Regions from separate parts of the Mus musculus genome. Here all the other regions are linked to region 3. Evidence: chromatin loops called from intact Hi-C (ENCODE). Cell type or tissue: gastrocnemius. All regions are shown on one strand.

Region 1 (8,000 bases), 64 kb before region 3:
ACAGTTTAAATAACAACTCGCCAAATGAGACAGAGGCGCCAGCTCAGTGGGTCAGGTGCTTGTGCACTTGAGGGCATGAATATGGCTTCCTAGAACCATGTAAAGCTATAACTAGTGTTTGCAATCCTAGTCTTTTACAGTGAGGGAAAGTGGAAACAAGAAAATGTCAGGAAGTTTGCAGACAGCTAGTCCTGGCCTTATACTGGGAAACAAGAAATTAAATTTCAAACATGATGGGAAGATGCCCAAGGTTGTCTTCTGACCTTTAAATGCTTATTGTGTGTATCTATACTCATACACACAAACACACATGCACACATAAAGGATAAATAAAATCTACTGCTAACATCCTAAAGAAAGTAACAAGGATTTTTATCTGCTATATTTATAATGCAAAAGTATCTTGTCAAGTTCTTTGCAGGAATTAACTATTAGAAAGCTGAAGTGTTGTTACCAGATATAATTTTATGTATAATATCAATGTTTGAGCCCTCTGGAAAAATCTAGAACTATTCGTTTTTATTGTAACTTATTTTTAATTGTTTTATTTTTAAGCTTCAAAAAAAATTTTTTTGCATATATATGTGCATTTGTACATGCATTTGAGTGCAGGCTATTCATGCCACAGCATGGGTACGGCAGACAGGACTATTTTAGGGAGTTGTTTCTTTTTTCTACCTTGTCAAGACAGGGTCTCTCATTTCTGATGCTAATCTACTTACTGCAGGTTAGCTGGCCTGCCAGCTTCTGAATGGCTCTCCTACCTTCACCTTCCATCCCCTCCTACAGAAATGTTAGGATTACAGATGACAGGGATTCTAGGGGTCAAACATAGAGAGCTGCTTTGCTACATGAGAAACACCCACTCAGAGGCATTTAGTCTACAGATAGTTTTGTGTCAGGTCTACATGAACATGCATGTTACATGCTGGACAAAAAGGACAAAAAGGCAGCCTCACAACAAAGGACTTTTGAAGCTGCATCCTACCTGACAGCCCACAGGCAGGAGCAGGCAGGGACCTGGCTATCCACTAGAACTTTTTGTATTCCACAAGGCTCTGGGTATTCAAAGTAGTATTAAGACAAGCATAGGACATTAGATTATAAGCATCTATGTATGTTACTTTACCTTGTCTTGCCGTGTATTCATTGTCTTCAATTAATCTTGCTAAGCCAAAATCTGCTATTTTGCATATAAGATTTTCTCCTACAAGAATATTAGCAGCTCGGAGATCTCGGTGAATATAGTTCATTCTTTCAATATACGCCATGCCATCAGCGATCTTAGGAGAGGAAAAAATGCAAAATATATGATGCAAAGGGGAAAAGACACTTACTGTTAAACTAAAGAGACTGTTGAAAAACTGGGTAGCTCAAAAACAATGACAGTAATAGTCTAGAACACAACAATAAAAACAACAAAAATCTCTGCAACAAGAACAAGAGCAACAAAACTGGGTGTGGTGGCGCACGCCTTTAATCCCAGCACTCGGGAGGCAGAGTCAGGCAGATTTCTGAGTTCGAGGCCAGCCTGGTCTACAAAGTGAGTTCCAGGACAGCCAGGGCTACACAGAGAAACCCTGTCTCGAAAAAACAAACAGACAAACAAAAAACCAAAAGAACAAGAGCAAAAAAAAGCTAAATTTTTATATCCTAACACTGCAAGAAAAAAAAAACAAAACCCAACATATCACTATGACCTATTTTCTGGTCAATGGTTAGAAGAAGTGCATCATAAGACAAAACAAAAACCAACACAAATCTAAGGTGCTGAAGTACCAACATATTATAGCTCGTCAGTCAGATGTGCCAACAGCCCATTTTCATATGCCTTAAGGAGTTAAAAAAAAACAAATAAGGCTTTAACATTTTTTTAAAGGGCTGTGAAAACTAATGAGGTCCAATAGAGTTTGTATGTGGCTCATAAAGCCCATGTCATTTACTTAAGGTTTTTTTGTTTGTTTCTTGTAATAAAAAAGGTCTGCCATTTTTCCAAGAGAAAGTGCCTAATAGCCTTGAACAAAGAGCCTTGTACATGCCTGTCTCCTCTGAAGTTACTCTACATTATCAGATGTTATGGATATGTGGATTCTTACTGATAGGTAAGAGCTGCAGAAGCAAGTTCATCAACTGTAGCCAATAAAAGTGCCTGCAGTACTTGCATCCATCTTAACAGAAACTTTGCAACCAAAATTCAGAAGTATAAAAGACTAATTCTTACCTGTATATTATCTGAATTCTTGTCTTAGACTAGAATAAACAAAAAAATTTCAGCACACTTTCAGGTTTTAATATTTGGAATAACCTTCCTCTACCTTAGTCTGTCTGTCTGTCTGTCTGTCTGCCTTCCTTCCTTCCTTCCTTCCTTCCTTCCTTCCTTTTCTTTCTGAATAACCTTCATCCACCTTAGTTTTCTTGTCTTTCCCTCTCTTTCTTCTTTTTGTTTGGTTTTTCAAGACAGTTTCTCTGTATAGTCCTAAAACTCATTCTGCAGACCATGCTGGCCTTGGAGTCAGAGTTTGGCCTGCTTCTGCCTCCTGAGTGCTAGGATTAAAAGCACGTGCTGTCACCTCCACCCAGCCCATCTTAATTTTCTTAAATTTATCTGCTGAAATGTAAATACAAACTTTGCATTTATGGATGAAATGTGTCAAAGGCCATACGACACAGGGCAGCACCTGACTGAGAGAGCTATAGCAGTCTAATATTGGCTCTGCTACTAAGGAGCTCACACGGAACTATCTCCAATGTTCCTTCCTCTCCTAAAATTCTAGTATTTCATTACACAAAATTTTAACATTATGCCAAGATTCTTCTGCATTTTAAACATATGCTTTCAATTAAAATTGATATATACATATGTGTGTGTGTGTGTGTGTGTGTATGTATGTATGTATGTATATATACATATATATGCAACTACCTGAGCAGCCATATCAACCAGCTGTGGAAGCTTCAAATACTTTCCATCTCCTTCTTTAAGGAAATCTAACAAGCTTCCTGTAAGAGATAGAAAGATATTCTAGAAAAATTCAAACATTACATTAAAATGGAAGTAAATACTCTTTAAAACCTTAAATCATCAAACCAGCCAGGCAGTGGTGATGCATACCTTTAATCCTAGCACTTGGGAGGCAGAGGCAGGTGGATTTCTAAGTTCGAGGCCAGCCTGGTCTACAGAGTGAGTTCCAGGACAGCCAGGGCTACACAGAGAAATCCTGTCTTGAAAAACCAAAATAAAATAAAATAAAATAAATCATCAAACCACACACACACACACACACACACTATATACATATATATATATATATATATATATATATGAAAAAAAATATATAGTGTGTGTATAAAAGTTTTTGTGTGTGTATATTTGTGTTTTGTATATATATAAATATATATATATTTTTTTTTTCAGCCAACTGGGAATATCCTGGGGTAGTTATAATTACAAAGAGGTGGTCTGATATATAGCTCTTAGTGTTAGGAGATGGCACTATAGGAATAGCAAAGTATGACAAACTCAGCAAAGGTTTGATTGTTCTCTCTCTACTGTTAGTTAAGATCATACAATATCAGATAAACCCAAATCAAGACACACTTTTATAAAAACAAAACAACAAAAAATAAACACACATTTTCATAAGAAGGTTTCAGATTAAAAGACTCAAAAGAGAAATGGCAATTGAATATTGGGTTTGAAGATGGATTCCACACTGGACCAGGGAAGTATAATTGGTAGAACTGGTCAAGAGAGGGAAACAAATTCTCAGGAATGAGAACAACATGAGCAGAACTTATGGGCAGGGCTGGGGCCAGGCTCGCTCAGTGGTAGAGCGTGTTCTTATTATATACAAGACCCTGGGTTTGAGTGTCACCACATCAGTAGGAGAAAACACAACAAAGAAATCAAGAACAACAAGAAAATCTGTCTGCACGTGAAGCAATATAATGACAAAGCACAGGAGGCAATAAGCTTTGATGGGTTGTAAGGGTCTACTGCTAAACAACTAAATAGTAAAACAAGGAATTACTTCATTTTAAAACCAGAAAGGTTTTTGTTTTCTTATATTCTAAATCTCTCACCTGCAAATAATTAATGAAGTTATAGAACAGAATTCTAGCATTTTCTCCCAATTTTAAAAAGTCAATAATTGAGCTATGTAGATGATCCATTATACTTACCTTCATTGACTTCTTATACTAGTAATATCTTGATTTAAATGTCTTTCTTGTCTTTTTATCACTTCCTGTCCTATTTTATTTAATGCACTCATTCAAATGCCACAGGTGGAAGTTGTTTGCAGCCCAAACACCTTCCAAAAAAGACATATACTTTGGTACTTTAGGTATATGTTGGTTATCAATTAATAGGCAATTATTTTTAGTCCTTTTAGAGAGATTTTCGCCCCCTGTTGCAAATTTATAGTGGGTAGATGCCCCTATCACCACTAGAGGGAACTATTTCATCAGCTAAGGTGAACTAGTAGAGAAGATGACAAAATACTAACTAGTTTGATTCAAAAAAGTAAAAAATTTAAATTTAAAAATAGATACAATCCAAATAGGATAGATTCAGGCTAATCAGCATCATTTCATCACTTGCTGGCTCCTATTCTAAAGCACCAATGACCTAGAAATAGTATCAATCTTGCCTGGCTTTGCCCCTGGCTCTAATTAGCTGTTAGGTAAGAGCCCACCTGTGCCTGGGTTAGGGCAGATGAGAAATTTCAAATGACAGCAGAGAAAAAGAGTTTCTAGACATCCTGTAAGAACTGTATTTATAAAAACGAGGCAAAAATGATTCCCTCTAATGTCTTTGCCTTAGTGCTATAGATACAGGTTTATCACTTTAATTCAACTTTTCTACTGCCCTAGCAATCTATTTCCTTTAGTTAAATCTACTTTCAAAAGACTCAAGCTGCTTAATTTTCCTTTCAAGTCTCATAAGATCCTGTGGGATAACTAGGAATAAACACTGTTCTATTAAAAAACTATCACATTTCCTCTTTTCAAACGTCTACAGAAAAATCATGTTAGAAAGTACTGTTAGAAAGACAAAACTCTGAATGTATAAAAATAGAGGAAATAAAAATGGAGGTAAGAGGGCTCAGTAGGTAAAGGTGTCTGCTGCCAAGACTAGTAACCTGACTTTGATCCCAAGACTAAATACAAACTGTCTTTTGACTTCTACACGTGTCACAGCACACATGCAACCATACATATATACATGCAAAACACATAAATAAATGTAATCTTAAAGGAGAAAAGTAATCAAGCTCTTTGAACTGTGAATATTGTGAGTTACAGTAGCAATCTACCTGCCAGGTAACTCATTGGTACAATCGGGACATGAATATTATGGAAGGAACCAATCATCTTTTGGTTGGACTTAAAAGGCCCATTTCAAAAGTCAGAACCCATATGACAGTGTTAATGAGGCCATGAACCTCTGAGATCATGGGCCCTAGGGAACATCTACAATTATTCTGTTAAATGAACAAAGCAACACAAGGACCCCTGACAACATACTGCTATATCCCTAGACAAGTGCATCACGGAACCACCATCAGAGAGACTTTTTGCAGATGGCAATTAACACAAAGAGGCACAAATGAACAACGTGCAGGATAAGAGATTTTGGAACATTGAGCTCTAAATGGGATCAGGGTTAGACACCCTAAATGGATCATACCGCTTCCCCCAAGGCTTAGGGATCTATGCAAGAGGTGGTGGACGACTCCATGAAAACAGCAAATCTGATACACATATGAACTCACAAAGACTGTGAGAGCATGCACAATACCTGCACAGTTCACATAGACAAAATCCTAGCACAGAGAAGGCAAAGCACATGGTTCAACTCCTAAGCAAGAGCCTATTTGCAATTGACAACTGCTGAGAAAGGGAAAAATCAGCTTTTCCAACGGAGAGACACTGGGTATATCAAAACACCCCAGGGAAGGTTGCATGCTCAGGAACAGTTGAACAATACAAAATGAACTTCATGTTTTTGTTTTTAATTTTGTGGGTTTTTTTTTCTGACTTTTTGTCTGTTTGTCTGTCTGTCTTTCTCAAAGAAAGAATATAAAGTTTGGTGGGTGGGTGGATTGAATGGGGATCTGAGAAAGAATATGATATGACTAAGATATATTGTATGGTTTTTAATCTAAGTAAGAATAAAACTGGGCTGGAGAGATGGCTCAGCAGTTAAAGAGCATTGATTGCTCTTCCAGAGGTCCTGAGTTCAAATCCCAGCAACCACATGGTGGCCCACAACCATCTGTAATGAGATCTGATGCCCTCTTCTGGTGTCTGAACACAGCTACAGTGTACTTTTACATATAATAAATAAATAAATCTAAAAGAAAAAAAAAACAACCTAAATTGTTTCATCGTAACACAATCCTTTAACAAACAATGCACGTACCTTTTGACATAAACTCGGTGACAATATAAATGGGCTCTTCAGAAACAACTGCATAGAGTGGAACAAGTTTATCGTGTCTTAGCTTTTTCATTATCTGAGCTTCTTGAAGGAATGCTTCTGGCATCATTGTACCTGGCTTTAGTGTTTTGATTGCTACTTTTGTAGTTCCATTCCATGTTCCTAGGAAAACAATTTATTTTACTTTCTCAATCTGTATTTCAAGGACTATTAGACCAAAATTCAATCAACAGTAAAAGTTATACTACATAATAAAATATATATTGTACATATTTTAATTTATGATTCCATAACAAAATGAAGTAACAACAAAGTTCAGGCTTCTTACCCATCCACACTTCCCCAAAGCATCCTTGACCTAGTTTCACCTCTAGTCGCAATGATTCTCGAGGGATTTCCCAAGCATCTTTTGCCAGACCTTGAGTCTGGGGTTTCACAGTAGGACACACAGTTGTTAACTTGTGGCATAATCCATCAGCATGTTCTAGATAGATAAACAGGGTATATTGTAAATGAATTACTTTTTAAGTCAAACAGAATATTAGTGTGTGTATCATATGATTATTTATTTATTTGACTGATCTTTGAGATAGATCTCACTATGTAGCCTTGGCTGGCCTGGACTACACTCAGAGAGAGATTCACCTGCTTCTAGGATTAAAGGTATATGCCACCATACCTGGCTTATTATTTGTTCTTTTAAAAAGCTTGTCATTAAATTAAAATCAGTCTCCTATCAGTTTTACTCTAAAAAGATATATAGCATGGGAATCTTTCAATAAGAAGAATGATGAAGTATATACAAACGAAACACTTTAGAAATACATTTTATGCTAATATTTACTGAGTATGTATGCCTATGTTATTATGTAATATAAATCTTTCATATAAATTGAGATTGGAAAAGCTAGAGAACTGTCCCAAGGTCCCAGCTGGTAAATGAGAACATTCAAACACAAGTCTGTCTGTCTTCAAAACTCCACTCTACTTTTTGGCAGGTACATAGGGTATCTGAGAGTTCAATTCAGATTCTTCCTGTCTTAGCCTTCTAAGTGCTGGGAGTACAGACTTGCACCACAGCTTAAAGCTCTTCTTTTGACCACCAAGATTCATGTAATCCCCAAGGGAGATGCATTATTAGTTGTCATTTCTAATAACGACTAATTTGTAAAACTCTGAAAATCACGGAAGAAGTTGATATGAGACTGAATTTTAAATACAGGAGACTGAAGACAGCCAGTCAGGATACATAATGGCTTGGTTTGTGTATCCTGCTTATATAAAACTTCTCCCTGTTTCAAGACACATTTCCTCCCATTCTCATCAAGCAACCACTTAAATCCATTATAACAAAGGCAATTACAAGTAATGCCAGCTCAGTAACACAGTCAATCAATTTCAAACGTGTTGTCTGACTTGATATTTTGTTTGCTGCTAGCTGTCACAGAATAACTGCCATGGAAACCTCCCCTCTTGTAGTACTAATTATTTAAAGACTCTCACATGCATTTACATATCTAAATGACAACGAAAAAATTTAAAACACAAAGACTCC
Region 2 (8,000 bases), 150 kb before region 3:
TAGGTACTGCTGAACCTTGTAAGGGAAGAGGAAGCTTAGCCTGGCTACCAGTTTCATGTTCCTCTGGTGAGGAAAGGGCTGGGGCTCTGCAGGCTCCTGGATAGAGGATAGCAATCCTACTCCAGCCAGTTTCAGGAATAGATTTGCAGGGCTTGGACACTGCTCAGTCCCACTCTTGCTCCAGTTTTGTTCCCTACAGCTCCACGGCTTCCCCAGCCCCAGAGACACCCTCTTCAAATTCTAGCATGCATGTGATATATGTGTATACATGCATACCAAACACATGAAAAAAAAATCTAAAAAAAATTTTTTTTGAGTTTTTTTTTTCCCCCAAGCTGGGTTTTTCTGTGTAGCTCTAGCTGCCCTGGAACTTGCCCTGTAGACCAGGCTAGATTGGAACTCAGAGATTTGTCTGCCTCTGCTGGGATTAAAAGTGTTTGCCACCACCACCAGCAGCTAAAATTTCTTTATCCAAGATGCATTGCTTCTAGGACACAGCACTCATACAAAATAGAAAGGAGAGGGAAGTGTCTTAATTACTGTGCTATTTGTAAGGGATGACGGAGGCCCCCCAGAGTGTCACAGGATACATCCAGACACCAAATTCTCAGCCCAAAGATTTCTTACAGGGGTGGGGTGTGTGGGGACCGCAAGCAGCAGGTGGGCTTGGTTGTCTTCAGGAGAGGGGTTTTAAAGAGGAAAAGGGAGAGTCTGTGCTAAGATGAGTTGCTCAGTCCTGATTAAACGTATTAGCCAAGTAATGAGTTTGATTGTTGGACCTTGGAGGTTTGTCTCAGGAGTGAGTCAGTGGCCAGATAAGGGAATGGGCCTTGGGGGCTAAAAATGTAATCTGTTTAGTACGGAGAAGAAAGGTGAAAGGCGAAACTTGTTGGAGCTGTTTCCCATGCTTGGACCTAATAGATCCCTTCATTATAGCTGTGAAGAGACACGGTGACCACCATAATTCTTACAAAACGAAGCATTTAGTTGGCGGTTTGCTTACAGTTTCAGAGGTTAGTCCATTGTCATCATGGTGGCAAACAGACAGGCATGGTGTGGAGCAGCAGCTTAGAGCTTTTCATCCTGACACATAGGCGGCAGGCAGGCAGAGAGACAGAGTAGGCCTGGCCTGGACTTTTGAAACCTCTAAGTCCAACCCCAGCAGCACACATGCTAAGCCTTGCAAACAGGTCAGCCGCTGGGGACGGAGCGTGCAGATGAGTGTGAGCCTGTGAAGGGCCTTCTCATCACCCCACAGTAGGCCGAAAAGCTCTCAAAGTGCTACAGCCTCATTGTTTTTATTTTTGAGATGCAAGTCTCCATGTGTAGCCCAGGCTAGCTTCAAATTGATGGTCTACCTGCCTCAGCTTCCCATGTGTTTGATTACACATGTAAACCTCCTGTGTAGTCTTTTATTTTTTTAGTGTGCATGCTTTTATTCATGTATATGTTTGTGGGTAGGAACAGGTTTTGTATAGGCACAGAAAAATGCAATGTGGTCAAGATCAAAAGACAGCCTCAGGTGTCAGTCTTTGGGCTCCTTCTACTCTTTGAGACAAGGTCTCTCACTGCCTTGGAACTTGCCAATGTAGTGAGCTTACAGAGACAGATCCTCCTCTTAGGTTGTCGTCCCTGGGGTCCAGGTGCATTGCAGCACACTTAGTTTTTGGTTTTATGGTTTGGTTTGGTTTTTTTCCACCAGGTTTTGTTTATGAGGATCCTGGGGATCTGAACTCAGGCAAGCGCTGTACCAACTGAGCCATCTCTCCAGCCCTGTGAACGCTTTTGTATGGAATACAAAAGTTAAGAAAAACGGGGCTGGAGAGATGGCTCGGCGGTTAAGAGCACTGACTGCTCTTCTAGAGGTACTGAGTTCAAATCCCAGCAACCACGTGGTAGTTCACAACCATCTGTAATGAGATCTGACTCCCTCTTCTGGTGCGTCTGAAGACAGCTACAGTGTACTCATACATGTAAAATAAATAAGATTTAAAAAAAAAAAAGTTAAGAAAATCGGCTGTTACAGGGAATGCCTCTGCCCGGGAGTTGTTAATACTGATGTTTGGTTTATCTCCATGTGCTGTATTTGATTTTTCTTTGCATTTTTTAAAAGCACTATAAATTCTTGCTTTAAAATACTGTCCTATACACTCGAGAAACATAAGCAGGGATGCTTACTTTGGGCTTGATCTTGGGCCTTTTGTGTAAACATGGTCTGAAGAGCGGTGCAGACAGCAATGCGGAGGCCAAGCTTGGACTTGAGGGATGCTGGTCAAGGACACCCACTTAGCCCTGCATCTTTACCATCAGCCTCAGCTGCCTCACAGGGAGGCAGGACCCAGGTGCTTCCCCTGGCACTCCTTCCTTCCTTCCTTCCTTCCTTCCCCACACCTCAGGGTGCTGCTGTCTCACACAGATGTGCACAGCTGTGGGCAGCACTTCGCATGCTCCGACAGCTTTGAAGTGAATGTAAATTGTGTAGCCGTGTTATTTAGAAGCAGGGTTGCTGCTGACTTTCTGCAGTTGTTAGATGAGGCTGTGTATGTATGTGTAGGCAAGGAGTGCGCGGTAGGTGCTGAGAAAACAGTTGTGCATGTTAAATGGGCAAGGAGTGAACTTGGCTGTGGAAAACCTACTTACCTGCTTGGCCTCTGTGGCAGTGCCACTGTCTGGAGCAGTTCTCTGACACTGCGGGACCTGTCCTCGGAGAACTGAGTTCTAGAGGAGAAAGGACTCTCAGGGATCTCCAGGCCCTACCTTTGCTGCTTCTGTGCGGGACCCATGGCTCTGAGACATGCAGCCACTCTATTAGGTGGCTCAGGCTGTCCACCGTGTGGCCAACCTCCAACCCATGCTCCAGTCTAATTTCTTTTCCTGACACCCTCAGCTGAGGCACAGCTCTGTACCATTGGGAGATTGCCACCCTGGCATTGTGTGGGAAAGCTGAGGCCTGTGTCTAAACATGTGCAGTTTAAAAACAAAGTCAGCCTATAATCCAGATCTTAGGAGGTTGAGGCAGGGGGGCTGCCACAATTTCAACACCACTTGGGACCTATTTAGTGAGTTCCAGGCTAACCTGGCTACTGATTGAGACTCTAGGTATCTTGACAGAAATAGAATAGGACAGGATGGCATAAAATAAAATTGGGAACAAACGAGGCCTGTCCTAGGCTGGCCAGTGATGACTTGGAGGCTTGGGATGCTATGGGATGCTTTCTGCTGAGCTTATCCTGCCCCAGCACAGGCCATCTCAGGATCCATGTAACACTCAACGTGGAGGTGAATGCCCTGGGCTGCAGGCTTTTCTAGACGTTGTTTATGGTGAGGTTCCTAAGAGACATTTCTGAACAAAAAAGAGGAACTGGGGAGGACTGAGAGGATCTTGTGTGGAGAATACTTCATGCTTGCCCAGGCTTTCTAGCTGGACATGTAGAAAATGAACCTGCCTGTGACTTCTTGTGCTACTCAGAGATAGCAGCCATATTTACTGTGCCTCTGGACACTTGGTAATAAGAGGTGACTGTGAGCACCTGCTATCCTTGTCCCTCAACTACATTTAATCCCTGACACAGAGCATTAGACAGTGTACAAACAGGGAACGCACGAAAGTCACCCATCTTGGGTTTAGCCTGTGCTCTACTAAGCAGCTCCAGATCCCTTGTCTTCGGTTGTTGGCAACTAAGTGGTCTTCAAGCCTGTAAAGCCTCTCATTGGCACTAGGTGGCAGTCTCAGCCAGCAGAGGCCCAGAATAGAAGGGCATGGGTATCCCAAAGGGACCTCTATGTAGTAAGCTAATCTTATGATGGGGTAGGGTTCCCCAGAAAGAAAATCATCTTTTAACTATCATTTGAAATCCTAAAGGTGTTTGCTTACAAAAAAGACATGTGGTGTCCAGGTCCTCAGGGATCGAACTTAGGTCTCCTGCTTGCAAAGCAAGTGCTTTATGAACTGAGCCACTGCCCCAGACTCCAGTTAATCTTCAGAGGTCAGGGACTAATTAGGACTGTCTACTGGTGCACAGGTCGAGTGAATGAAGGCAGCTTCTGTGCATTCTGTGTCCCCAGCCCCGTGGTGTGGTGTGGGTGTGGAATAATATCATGAAAGTCTCACAGGATAGCCCTCTAGTCTGCTAGAAAGTCTGCTTGCCTCTGCCATAGCGTCATCCCTGAGCTTGTCACATAAGGCTTGCTTGTGCTTGATCCAGGTGAAGAGGACAGGTGTGTGGCACTGTGTCTAAACAATGTCAGTGATTTTTCAGCTTTGTGATCCACCCGTCCCTAAGTCCTCTTAACAGGATGTCATCTAGTTCCAATCAGGTTATGAAATCAGGGGAGTGAAATTCAGTGTGGTCAGAGGGGCTGTAGATGTACCCTTTAGTCTAGCATGAAAGACTAAGTCCCACTTGGCCATTGCTGAGTTGACTACATAGACATGAATGAAGTTCATTTGATAGAATGTTGATTTCCCCCAGTAGATCTTCCTCTTTCCCTAGAAAATGTTAGGCCCATTCCTATCCTTTTATGTTAGTTGAATGCCAGTGGGGCAGGCTATGGATGGTCTGCTGACTGCAGTCCAGAATCTTCCCCTTCAGTGTAAAGAAAAGAGGAATTCCACAAGGTATTCCCAGCTCTGAAAGCACTGCCTGGTTTCTAGGCTGTGGGTGAGTGGTGGCTGTTAGAAGCTTTTCTTGTTCATCCATCCACCTTACCTCTAGAGTCTGGGCTTTATGTGTCAGAGTTTTATGGCCCTGGGGGACAGATGAAGTTGCCAGGGTTAACCTTGTTAATTCAGGATCAGGTGTAGGAAGAAATTGTAAGGATTACTGCATCTGTAGAACTTCTGGAGGGGATGCCGGAAGTAGCTTTGGAGTGAAGAAGACAGTCCTTACAAGGCCTCTGTCTTGTAGGGTTGATGACAAGGGCTGAAGCCAGAAGCCAGCCAGATGCTGAGGATCCAGGGTCCCTGAACTCCCAGGAGGCATCCTCTGGAGAGTGCTGGGCCCTTGTGGCTCTGCTGGGTGTTGAGTGGGGAGCGGTCAGTCTTTGGTCAGTCAGGAGGCTATGACAGGGTGGGGCCAGGGCCCCTGCTGGCCTCTTCCTCTTTTCTCCAGGCTGTAGCCCCTCCTCTTAAAGGGCCCTCCGGGCTTCTGTTGCTTGGCTTGGAGCTCAGAGGGAGTGTTAGCTTTAACAGTGTCTAGTGTTGCTCCGCCTGCCCCCCGCCCTCAGCTTGAACCAGAGCCCCTGCCTGCTCTGAGGCTAACGCTTCAGAACCTAGCCAAAGCTAGAGAACCTGAAGACCAGAGCCCAGAAACTGGAGTGAGGCTGGTCTCGGGAGTGACTGAGCTGATAGAAGCCACAAGTGGGACCTGGAGCATCAGGCAAGCTTTTCAGGGCTCTTTTCCTTCCCTGTCCTGAGGCTGGGAGGTCTGGGTGGGAGTGCCTTCTAGCACATGTAGTTGGCTCTTTCATAGTTAGGGCCTGGGAAATCCCTTGGGTGGTCTTGCTCTCCTGCGCCCCCCCCAGGGAACCCCCCCCGCCCCCCCCCCCGCCCCCGCACTTGGTCTCCCTGAGCTCATTTCCTTCACATCCTATAGCTTCTCTAGTCCCCAAAAGGCTGGGCAGGAAGTGAGGGAAGTGAGCAAGATGCTGGGAAGTGTGGGAAGTACAGGCAGGCATTGGGGGTGGCCCTGGGCTCCCAGCATGCATTTCTCCTGTGCTGCCTCAGCCTGGTAGAGGGAAGCATCCTTGTAGACTTAACCTCAGAGGGCAAGGAATGGATGACATACTGTCTCTGCCTTGGGGCAAGAGAAGATTTCTTTCTTTATTTTTGAGAAATTGAAGAACACTTGTCTGTCCCTTTCTCTCACCCCACCCTCAGCTGCTGACCTGATAACAGGCCATCTAGCCTTCTCCTTGTCCCCTCTTCCATGCTTATGACTTCCCAGAAGAACTGTTGGATTTGCCTGGGGAGGATCCGTTTTCCTGTCTGTGGCTTATGAAGTCTGTCTACCTCCAGCCCAGGAATAGAGGCAAAAGGAGTTAGCTGCCTCCCTGGGCACACCTGCCAGGAGGCCCTGCCTCAGGAAGCTAAGGTAGAAATGGCCGAAGACCTGTAGGGTGGGGCCATGAGTTAAAGGGAGCAGGAGATGCATGATCTGGGCTTTGCGGGTCTCTTGCCCAGGAAGGGCTTGTTGGAGTCTGCCTGCCTTTCATCTGCCCAGACCAGAACCTACCAAGTCAGAAATAGGAGGTGTGCACAAACCGGAGAGTACACCTGTACCACCCACCCCCCCACACACATGCCCACTCAGTACCTCACCCCTCACACCCATACACACTTATAATAACTGCTAACTGGGCTGCTCCGTTTGTTGACTTAAGTTGGAATGTTCCATTCCACTGAGGACCAAGTATCCTTGCCTCGTCCCAAGCAGTGGTGGATGGAGAAGGACATGGTTGTGAGCCCCAGAACAGCATGTCCTCACAGTCCTCCCCGTGTGCTTGCAGTGGCCCTTACATCCTACGTACTGGGCAGAACTGGCTCATATTTTGGGCTCCCCTTTCAGAATCACCCCTTTTGTCTTTTCACAGTATTCCCTTGCTAGAAAGGGAGGTAAGACTTGGGGGCCACAGGCATGAGGTAGGAGTTAAGGTTTTTAAGGTTAGTCGGACTTTGGTTATAACCTTGTTCTGAGTCTCAAGGGAAGTGGGCAAAGGAGCTTCCCTGTTTCCAGATGAAGAAACAGCCTTCGAGAGCAGCAGGGACATTTCAAGGCCTTGAGTAGCACTCAGGACTGCAGTGTCAGATGTATGCTCACCAGAGATCCCTCTGGGTTCCCACGGGCCAAGTGACGGTGCTCAGGCCGCGACCCAAGTCTTTACTAGCCTCCCCAGGATGCACTTGACTCTCAGAAGGGACTGTGGTGTCAGCACTGGCCTGCCTCGGGGCTCCTTCTTGTCCAGGATTCACTCACGGGCTAGGGAGAGTCCTAGGGCTTCTTCAGGGGGAGGGTCTGGTGGCCTGGGGAAGATGGGAGCATTATTGTTGAAGTAGCTCAGCTTTGGAGGTGACACGGGAGACTGCTGAGGACTGTCCCTGTCCTTGGCAGCTCTAGGCCGGACAGACAGGACTCTCTCAGCCTGTTCCCAGCGTGCTGTGTGGGGTCCGCTTTTGATGTTTTAAGGAAGTTGACACACAGGTGTTCAGTGTAGGAAAGAAGACTTCGATAAAGGCAAGAATACACTGCTCATCCATGCCCTCTCTGTGGGCAAGTGCAGGCTGGGTCCTTTGATCCCTTGGACAGGTCTTAGTGCCTCTTCAAGGAAGCGGCTCATTGCCCTAGTCCCTTGACCTGCCTTGCTGAAGGCAGGAGGAACCCAGGCTACCCTGCCCTGGTGGGCCACCCGGCTTGTCTAAGACCCCAGCCTAGAAGGGCCTGACTGGCCCCTCATAGCACTATGGGAGAACAAAATGTCTAGGTTCTGTATGAGTCTTGGTTGAGAGCCTATGTTTTAGCTGAGCTGTATTTGCAGGCTCATGTGTTCACAGCTGCCATAGTTAACATCCTATTTGGTAGCATAGTATGGAAACCTTGACAGGAAACCACATTCTTGGGGGTATGTGGTCCCCTCACATTCCACATGGTCATACTTGTTTCCTGGGTGGGAGCTCTGCTCCTGTTTCAAAGCCTGGACTTGTAGAGCAAGGAAAGAGCCTCTGAGAGCCTGACCCAGCTCACATGATGGCACATGTCACCCCTGAGCCCAGTTGCCTGGCCAGAATGTACACCATTCAGTGTCCAGTAAACGGTTGGAGCATCTCACTGTGTGGTGGATGTAGAAGTTGTTAGAGGCTCATTTGAGCCTGAAGCAGAAGCATGGGTGTCCCTAAAGCTTGGCCTTGACCTTTGGATGGGGTGGGGCTTCCACGTGTGCTCATCTGGTGCTGGCATCTTTTGAGAGGAGAAGTTTGAAGACGTTTATGTGCTAAAGTAGGCCAG
Region 3 (8,000 bases):
CTAATAGTCTCCCGACCAAAAAAAAAAAAAAAAAAGCCCAGGACCAGATGGGTTTAGTGTAGAGTTCTATCAGACCTTAGACCGTCAAAGAAGACCTAATTCCAATACTCCACAAAATATTCCACAAAATAGAAACTGAAGGTACTCTACCCAATTCGTTCTATGAAGCCACAATTACTCTGATATCTAAACCACAAAAAGACCCAACAAAGATAGAGAACTTCAGACCAATTTCCCTTATGAATATCAATGCAAAAATACTCAATAAAATTCTCGCAAACCAAATCCAAGATCACATCAAAACAATCATCCATCATGATCAAGTAGGCTTCATCCCAGGGATGCAGGGACTGTTCAATATACGGAAATCTATCAATGTAATCCCCTATATAAACAAACTCAAAGACAAAAACCACATGATCATCTCATTAGATGGCTGGGAAAGCATTTGACAAAATCCAACACCCATTCATGATAAAAGTATTGGAAAGAACAGGATCAAGGCCCATACCTAAACATAATAAAAGCAATCTACAGCAAACCAGTAGCCAACATCAAAGTAAATGGAGAGAAGCTGGAAGCAATCCCACTAAAATCCGGGACTAGACAAGGCTGCCCACTCTCTCCCTACTTATTCAATGTAGTACTTGAAGCCCTAGCCAGAGCAATTAGACAACAAAAGGAGATCAAAGGAATATAAATAGGAAAGGAAGAAGTCAAACTGTCACTATTTGCAGATGATATGATAGTATATATAAGTGACCCCCAAAATTCCACCAAAGAACTCCTAAACCTGATAGACAACTTCAGTGAAGTAGCTGGATATAAAATTAACTCAAACAAATCAGTGGCCTTTCTCTACACAAAGGATAAACAGACTGAGAAAGAAATTAGGGAAACAACACCCTTTACAATAGTCACAAATAATATAAAATACCTTGGTGTGACTCTAAGGAAGTGAAAAATCTGTTTGATAAGAATTCAAGTCTCAGCAGGGCGTGGTGGCACACGCCTTTAATCCCAGGCAGAGGCAGGTGAATTTCTGAGTTCGAGGCCAGCCTGATCTACAGAGTGAGTTCCAGGACAGCCAGGACTATACAGAGAAACCCTGTCTTGGAAAAAAAAAAAAAGAATTCCAGTCTCTAAAGAAATCAAAGAAGATCTCCCATGCTCATGGATTGGCAGGATCAATATAGTAAAAATGGCTATCTTACCAAAAGCAATCTACAGATTCAATGCAATCCCCATCAAAATTCCAACTCAATTCTTCACAGAGTTAGAAATGGCAACTTGCAAATTCATCTGGAATAACATAATACCTAAGATAGCAAAAACTATTCTCAATGATAAAAGAACCTCTGGTGGAATCACCATCCCTGACCTCAAGCTGTACTACAGAGCAACTGTGATAAAAAAAAAAAAAAAAAAAAAAAAAAACTTCATGATTTTGGTACACTGACAGACAGGTAGAGCAATGGAATAGAATTGAATCCTCACACATATGGTCACTTGATCTTTGACAAAGGAGCTAAAACCATCTTATGGAAAAAAGACAGCATTTTCAACAAATGGTGCTGGCTCAACTGGTGGTTAGCAGATAGAAGAATGCGAATTGACCCATTCTTATCTCCTTGTACAAAGCTCAAGTCTAAGTAGATCAAGGGACTCCACATAAAAACCAGAGATACTGTAACTTGTAGAGGACAAAGTGGGGAAGTGCCTCAAAGATATGGGCATAGGGGGAAAATTCCTGAACAGAACACCAGTGGCTTGTGCTATAAGATTGAGAATTGATAAATGGCACCTCATAAATCCCCATCAAAATTCCAACTCAATTCTTCACTGAGTTAGAAAGGGCAATTTGCAAATTCATCTGCAATAACAAAAAGCCTAGGAGAGCAAAAACTATTCTCAACAATAAAAGAACCTCTGGTTCTTTGCAAAGCTTCTGTAAAGCAAAGGATTCTGTCAATGAGACAAAATGGCAACCAACTGATTGGGAAAAGATCTTTACCAACCATACATTAAATAGAGGGCTAATATCCAATATATACAAAGAACTCAAGAAGTTAGACTCCATGGGGGCAAGAAAGAAAGAAAAGAAGTTAGACTCCAGAGAACCAAATAATTCTTTTTAAAAATGGGGGTACAGAGCTAAACAAAGAATTCTCAACTGAGGAATACTGAATGGCTGAGAAGCACCTAAAAAATGTTCAACACCCTTTTGTTTTGACTTGCTCAGAAAACGTAAAGAAATGTTCAACATTGCATTCCCTTAATCATCAGGGAAATGCAAGTCAAAACAATCCTGAGATTCTACCTCATACCAGTCAGAATGGTTAAGATAAAAAACTCAGATGACAGCAGATGCTGGTGAGGATGTGGAGAAAGAAGAACACTCCTCCATTCCTGGTGGGATTGCAAGCTGGTACAACTACTCTGGAAATCAGTTTGGTGGTTCCTCAGAAAATTGGACATAGTACTACCAGAAGATCCAGCAATACCACTCCTGGGCATATACCTAGAAGATGCTCCAACTTGTAGTAAGGACATGCTCCACTATGTTCATAGCAGCCTTATTTATAATATCCAGGAGCTGAAAAGAACCCAGATGTCCCTCAACAGAGGAATGGATACAGAAAATGTGGTATATTTACACAATCTCAGTTATTAAAAACAATGAATTTATGAAATTCTTAAACAAATGGATGGATCTGGAGGATATCATCTTGAGTGAGGTAATCTAATTACAAAAGAACACACATGATATGCACTCACTGATAAGCAGATATTAGCCCAGAAGCTCAGAATACCCAAGATACAATTTGCAAAACACATGAAACTCAAGAAGAAGGAAGACCAAAGTGTGGATACTTTGTTCCTTCTTAGAATGGGGAACAAAATACCCATGGAAGGAGTTACAGAGACAAAGTTCAGAGCAAAGACTGAAGGAATGACCATCCAGAGACTGCCCCACCTGGGTCCCATCCCATAAACAACCACCAAACCCAGACACTATTGCATATGCTAGCAAGATTTTGCTGACAGGAGCCTGATATAGCTGTCTCCTGAGTGTCTCTGCCAGTACCTGGCATATACAGAAGTGGATGCTCACAGTCATCCAATGGATTGAGCATAGTGTCCCCAGTGAAGGAGCTAGAGAAAGGACCCAAGGAGCTGAAGGAGGAACAACAATATGAACTATCCAGAGCTCCCTGGGACTATATCATCAATCAAAGAAAACAAATGGTGGGACTTGTGGCTCTAGCTGCATATGTAGCAGAGGATAGCCTAGTCTGTCATCAATGGGAGGAGAGGCCTTTAGTCCTGTGAAGGCTCTATGCCCCAGTATAGGGAAATGCCAGGACCAGGAAGTGGGAGTAGGTGGGTTGGGGAGCAGGGGGAGGAGCGGGGGATAGGGGATTTTCAGAGGGGAAACTAGGAAAGGCAATAACATTTGAAATGCAAATAAAGAAAATATCTAATAAAAAAAAGATTATCCCATTTTGAGCTATTCAGGGAGATTTGGTTTCAACAAAAGAAGAGCTTGCTCTCCTGTCTCCCTCCACCAAATCCTCCAAATCAAGCAAACAAGACAATCCTATGTAACAATTGGTGAGAAGCAGCAAGAAGTAACAGGACAGTGAGGCAATCAAAGTTCACAGGAAGAAGGCAATGGAAGGATGTCAGCACCAGGACAATAGAGCACGATGGCGTTGGCAGTAGCCTTTGAATAAACTTTGAAAAAAAATTAGAAAGAGGGGGAAAAGGAAACAGGAAAAGGAAGTCTGTCAAGAACTCGGCCTGACATTGGGAGTGGGTGGGACACTTCCTGTAACAGCTTGATGTGTGGAACATCTGGTCTGCTCCCCTAGTCCCAAATCTTCAGAAATCTCAGTTTTCTCAACTGACCAAATTAGACGCGGTAAGGATCCCACAGTCAAAAAGCCATTGTCCCTAGACTGAGTTATCTAAAGAAAGCAAAACTTTAGGTTGGAATTCAAACTCTCCTTTTATACTAAGAACATCTTCCACTTTTTTTCTAGGCAACAAATCCCATCTGTAAATGTACTTTATATATTATAGAATATTGATTTCATATTAAAACTGAAGTCCCAAATGTATTTTAATTTAGTTATCTCAGAGGGTAAAAAGGTAGCTGGTGAACTTATAGAGAAAGAAATTAGAAAGAATTGCTAACAATTTTCTGTTTGCACTGTTTAATTAACCTTAAGGTTTCTTTCATTTCTCACTTCAAATTCACCGTTGACAAAAGTCCCTGGAACTCAGTTGTGCCCTCTAGTGGTTCTTGGTATTTAGTAAAGGTCACGTCGGAGATTTTAAACAACTTTTAAATTGCATCTATTTCACCCTGTATGCCTGCGGTATGTGTCCACTCATGCACACACCCATGAAAGCATGGGCAGCACAACACATATGTGGAAGTCAGAGGAAATCTTGGAGTTGGTTCTATCTACTCTGTGGGGCCAAGAAGAATTGAAACTAGATCCTGAGACTTGGCAGCAAGTGCCTATACTAGGTAAGCTATTTTGTTGGCCCTATTCTGGAATTGTTCTTTTTTTTAATATATATTTTTAAAGTTTAATTATTCTACGTAGATGAGTACACTGTAGCTGTCTTCAGGCACACCAGGAGAGGTCTTTGGATCCCATTCCAGATGGTTGTGAAGCCACCATGTAGTTGCTAGGAATTGAACTCAGGACCTCTGGAAGAGCAGTCGTTGCTCTTAACCGCTGAGCCATCTCTCCAGCTCCCCATTCTGGAGTTTTAAGAAGTGATCATGAGTAGAACTAATGATTCTCATGTCACTGTCTTTTGAATACTCTGTTAGGAGAAGTATGGTTATGTCGATATAACAAGCCTCTTAAATTCAGTGGCTAAAAAAAAAAAAAATCAAATGTTCATTTCTAACAAAAATAACTAAATACAGATTTACCATATTAGTATGCATGTAGCATCCAAGGGCTTCCTGAGTCCTGTAACACCTAGTGACTTTTCACATTGTCATGATGACATAAAAACATAGAAAAGGAACAGTAGCTTTTACCTGCTCCAACCTAGAAGTGACACATAACTTTCCCTTCTTTCCTCTTGCCCTTCCTCTTGCTCAATTTCTCTCTTCCTTCTCCCTCTTTGAGCCTCTGCCCTCTCCATCCTCCATCTTTCTCTCCAGAGTCTTTCAGTGTTGCCCATGTTGACCTTGAACTCCTTGACTAAGTACTCGATCCTAGTCTTCCAATTAGCTAGCACCCTGGGCGTGGCCCACAATGGCTAGTTTTATGTATTTATGTTTGTTTGTTTGTTTTGTTGTTTTTTTTTCAAGACAGGGTTTCTTTGAGTAACAATGGCTGTCCTGGAGCTCGATCTCTAGGCTAGGCTGGCCTTGAACTTGAAGATCTGTCTGCCTTTGCCTCCCAAGTTCTGGAATCAAAGGTGTGCACCATCACTGCCTGGCTCATTTTATGTTATTTCTTATTGTGGTAAATGTGACATGGAAATTATGATTTTACTCATTTTATGCATACAGTTCACTATTATTAGAACATTCATACTGTTGTGTAATCATCACCATTATCCATCTACAGGGTCAATCTTTCAATTTTCTTCAACTCCATACATAATTCATTTGGCTAAATATGTAGCTTGGAGGGTAGAACACTTGAGTAGTCCCAAGGTCCAATCTTCAGTATCCTCTACTCCACAATTCCATTCTCATTGGATATTCATTCTCCGTCCTCCTTAGCTCCTTCCTGGCAGCCACCTTTCTTTTGGTGTCTTTATGCATTGGATTGCTTCCTGTACCTCAGGTAAGTGGAGTTATAAAATGTTTATCCCTTTGTGTCCTGCTTATTTCATCTGTAATAGCATCTTCAAGGTTTACCTTATGCCATAATTTTCTTCCCCTCTAAAGCTAAATAATATTCCATTATACACATTGTACCTTATTCATAATAGCTCTTCTTTAAAAATATGGCAAACACATACTTCAAACACCTTGCGTAAACTATAACATATCTTGACTACAGAGACAGAAAGATGTTCAACAAGTGCTTGCCTGCCTCTTTTTAACAGATATATCTCGTTGTCAGTACCTTTTGCTATGCCTCTTGTAAGGCTCTGCTCTCAAAAGAAAATGTACCTTATACCTTGTCTAACAGTGCTCTGGAGAGGGGAACTGATGGTATTTGGCCTCCAGTACAGGTAGTTCACACCATTAACATTTGCTTTTTCCATATTCTCAGGTGCTGATTTTTAAAATTTATTCTAAATATGGAGCTATGAGTATCAGTATCTCCATCACAGATTCACCAAATTTCTGAAAGTCCTTATTACAATTCTATTATTATAATAATCACTTTTCTATTTATTATTGCTCTTTAAACTTTTTACTTTACTTTTATTTTATTTTATTTGTGTGTGTGTGTGTGTGTGTGTGTGTGTGTGTGTGTGATATGTGTTTGGGTGCTACATGTATGCAGGTGCCCCTGGAGGCCAGAACAGGGAATTGGATCCCCCAAAACAGGAGTTCCAAGTGGTTGTAAGCTGCCCCACATGGGTGATCAGAACTGTGGTCCTCAGATGGGGAAAGTTCTCTTTACCACTGAGCCATCTCTCCAGCCACAGTTATTTGGCTTTTAAAAACAGGGTCTTGTTAAGCTGTCTATGGTGGTCTGGAAATTCAAGTTCTGCCTCAGCCTTGTAAGTTCTAGGGTTGTGGCTGTGCACCATGCTAATAATGTTACTAACTTTCATAAAGCCACAGTGGTTATAAGGTGTTTGTTCTGAGCACTTGATGAGCACACTGCATGATGATGATGATGATAGGATTTGAAACAAAAAACCAGGAGGAAAATCAGGGTAAACAAGGGTAAAATTATTTTTGGTCATGTTGTGTCTAAAATGTCTGAGAGAAAGTAAGTGTTTAGTGGATGACAGCAATGGGATGTCTAAATTTAAGGCGGTTTAGGAGTGCCACTGGAAATAGAGATGGACTTAGGAATCAAAGACATGTACAACAAACACAACTTTACAACTTATTTTGTGATGAGGAGGACAAGGTCTCACTACATAGCATGCATTGACTGATGATCCTCCTATCTCTCATCTCTGCTTCAGGAGTCTTAATGAGGGGGGGGGACAGGGAGAAGGAGAAAAGGAGGAGAAGGAGGAGGAGGAGGAGGATAAACAAAGCAAGAATTTACTTCATTCAGCCCCAGGAACTGAACCTTAGAAACCAATGGGATTGAGCCAGGCAAGAAGGAAGAGAAAGTCACTTCAGGTGAGAAAACAGTCAAGGCATCAAGGTCAGGACTGGCCCGAGTAGCCATTTGTTTTGCCTCCTGTCTCTGAGTTTCAGGGCTCAGGGCACCCCATTAAAGTAAAATCATTTCATTTGTCTTTTGCGCCTGTTTTATATTCTTTTTGCTTGTTTTGATTTTTTGAGACAAAGTTTTACTGTATTGTCTTGGCTGTCCTGGAACTTGCTCTGTAGACCAGGCCAGCTTTGAACTCACAGAGTCTAAGTCAGGAGTTGCCTGACTCTGCCTCCTCAAAGAATGTGTGCCACCACTACCAAGCCTGTTTCATATTTTTAATCCTGGAATACAGGTAAATCACCTGCAGAGATTTGAAAAACTGCAAACCCTTGGGTCTATGGATAGGTTCAAACATCTACACTGAAAAAAAAAAAAAAAAGAAAGAAAAAAAAAGGCAAGTTTGGAGTGTATCCAAAGTGAATGCTTAGATAGTTCTCTTGTTCTATTACACAATGTAGTTACAGTTATCAACATTAGATGAGAGAGTTTTCAAAGTTCTCATCAGAAGGAAATGATAGATGTTTGAGATGATGGACAGCTTGACTAGCCCAAATTGATCATTATAAAATATACACATACACCAAATTAATCAGATAATTTTCATAAATATGCACAATTATCTGTCAATTACAAAATAGATCAACCCATTAAAAACAAAGTAGC

Evidence for each region. A loop is a pair of places that touch in the nucleus more often than their neighbours do. Peaks named below come from ENCODE experiments on the same cell type or tissue, not always from the same donor. Only the 100,000 strongest peaks of a DNase experiment are listed, where the experiment ranks them.
Region 1: a loop joins it to region 3, with 7 times the contacts of the local background. A loop is called at or near these places in 21 of 42 quality-filtered maps.
Region 2: a loop joins it to region 3, with 2.3 times the contacts of the local background. A loop is called at or near these places in 7 of 42 quality-filtered maps.

The regions. Positions count from the first base shown.
Region 1 is chr5:32,654,035-32,662,034 of GRCm38, reverse strand. Yes1 (YES proto-oncogene 1, Src family tyrosine kinase) reads right to left here. Exons shown (of 12, transcript NM_001205132.1): 7 at 6,774-6,929; 8 at 6,428-6,607; 9 at 2,924-3,000; 10 at 1,130-1,283. Among named protein-coding and RNA genes, the nearest start is that of Gm10461, 42 kb to the right of the region's middle. In gastrocnemius, a CTCF peak has its summit at 4,452 (motif pointing right); no DNase peak of the experiment used is centred here.
Region 2 is chr5:32,743,561-32,751,560 of GRCm38, reverse strand. All of the region lies in intron 3 of Pisd (phosphatidylserine decarboxylase), which reads left to right. Among named protein-coding and RNA genes, the nearest start is that of Gm52771, 14 kb to the right of the region's middle. In gastrocnemius, a CTCF peak has its summit at 3,718 (motif pointing right); DNase peaks (open chromatin) are centred at 3,708 and 5,143; H3K4me3 peaks cover 2,453 bases; H3K27ac peaks cover 2,959 bases.
Region 3 is chr5:32,590,303-32,598,302 of GRCm38, reverse strand. No RefSeq gene overlaps it. Among named protein-coding and RNA genes, the nearest start is that of Gm15614, 11 kb to the right of the region's middle. In gastrocnemius, a CTCF peak has its summit at 4,292 (motif pointing left); no DNase peak of the experiment used is centred here; H3K4me3 peaks cover 619 bases; H3K27ac peaks cover 1,759 bases.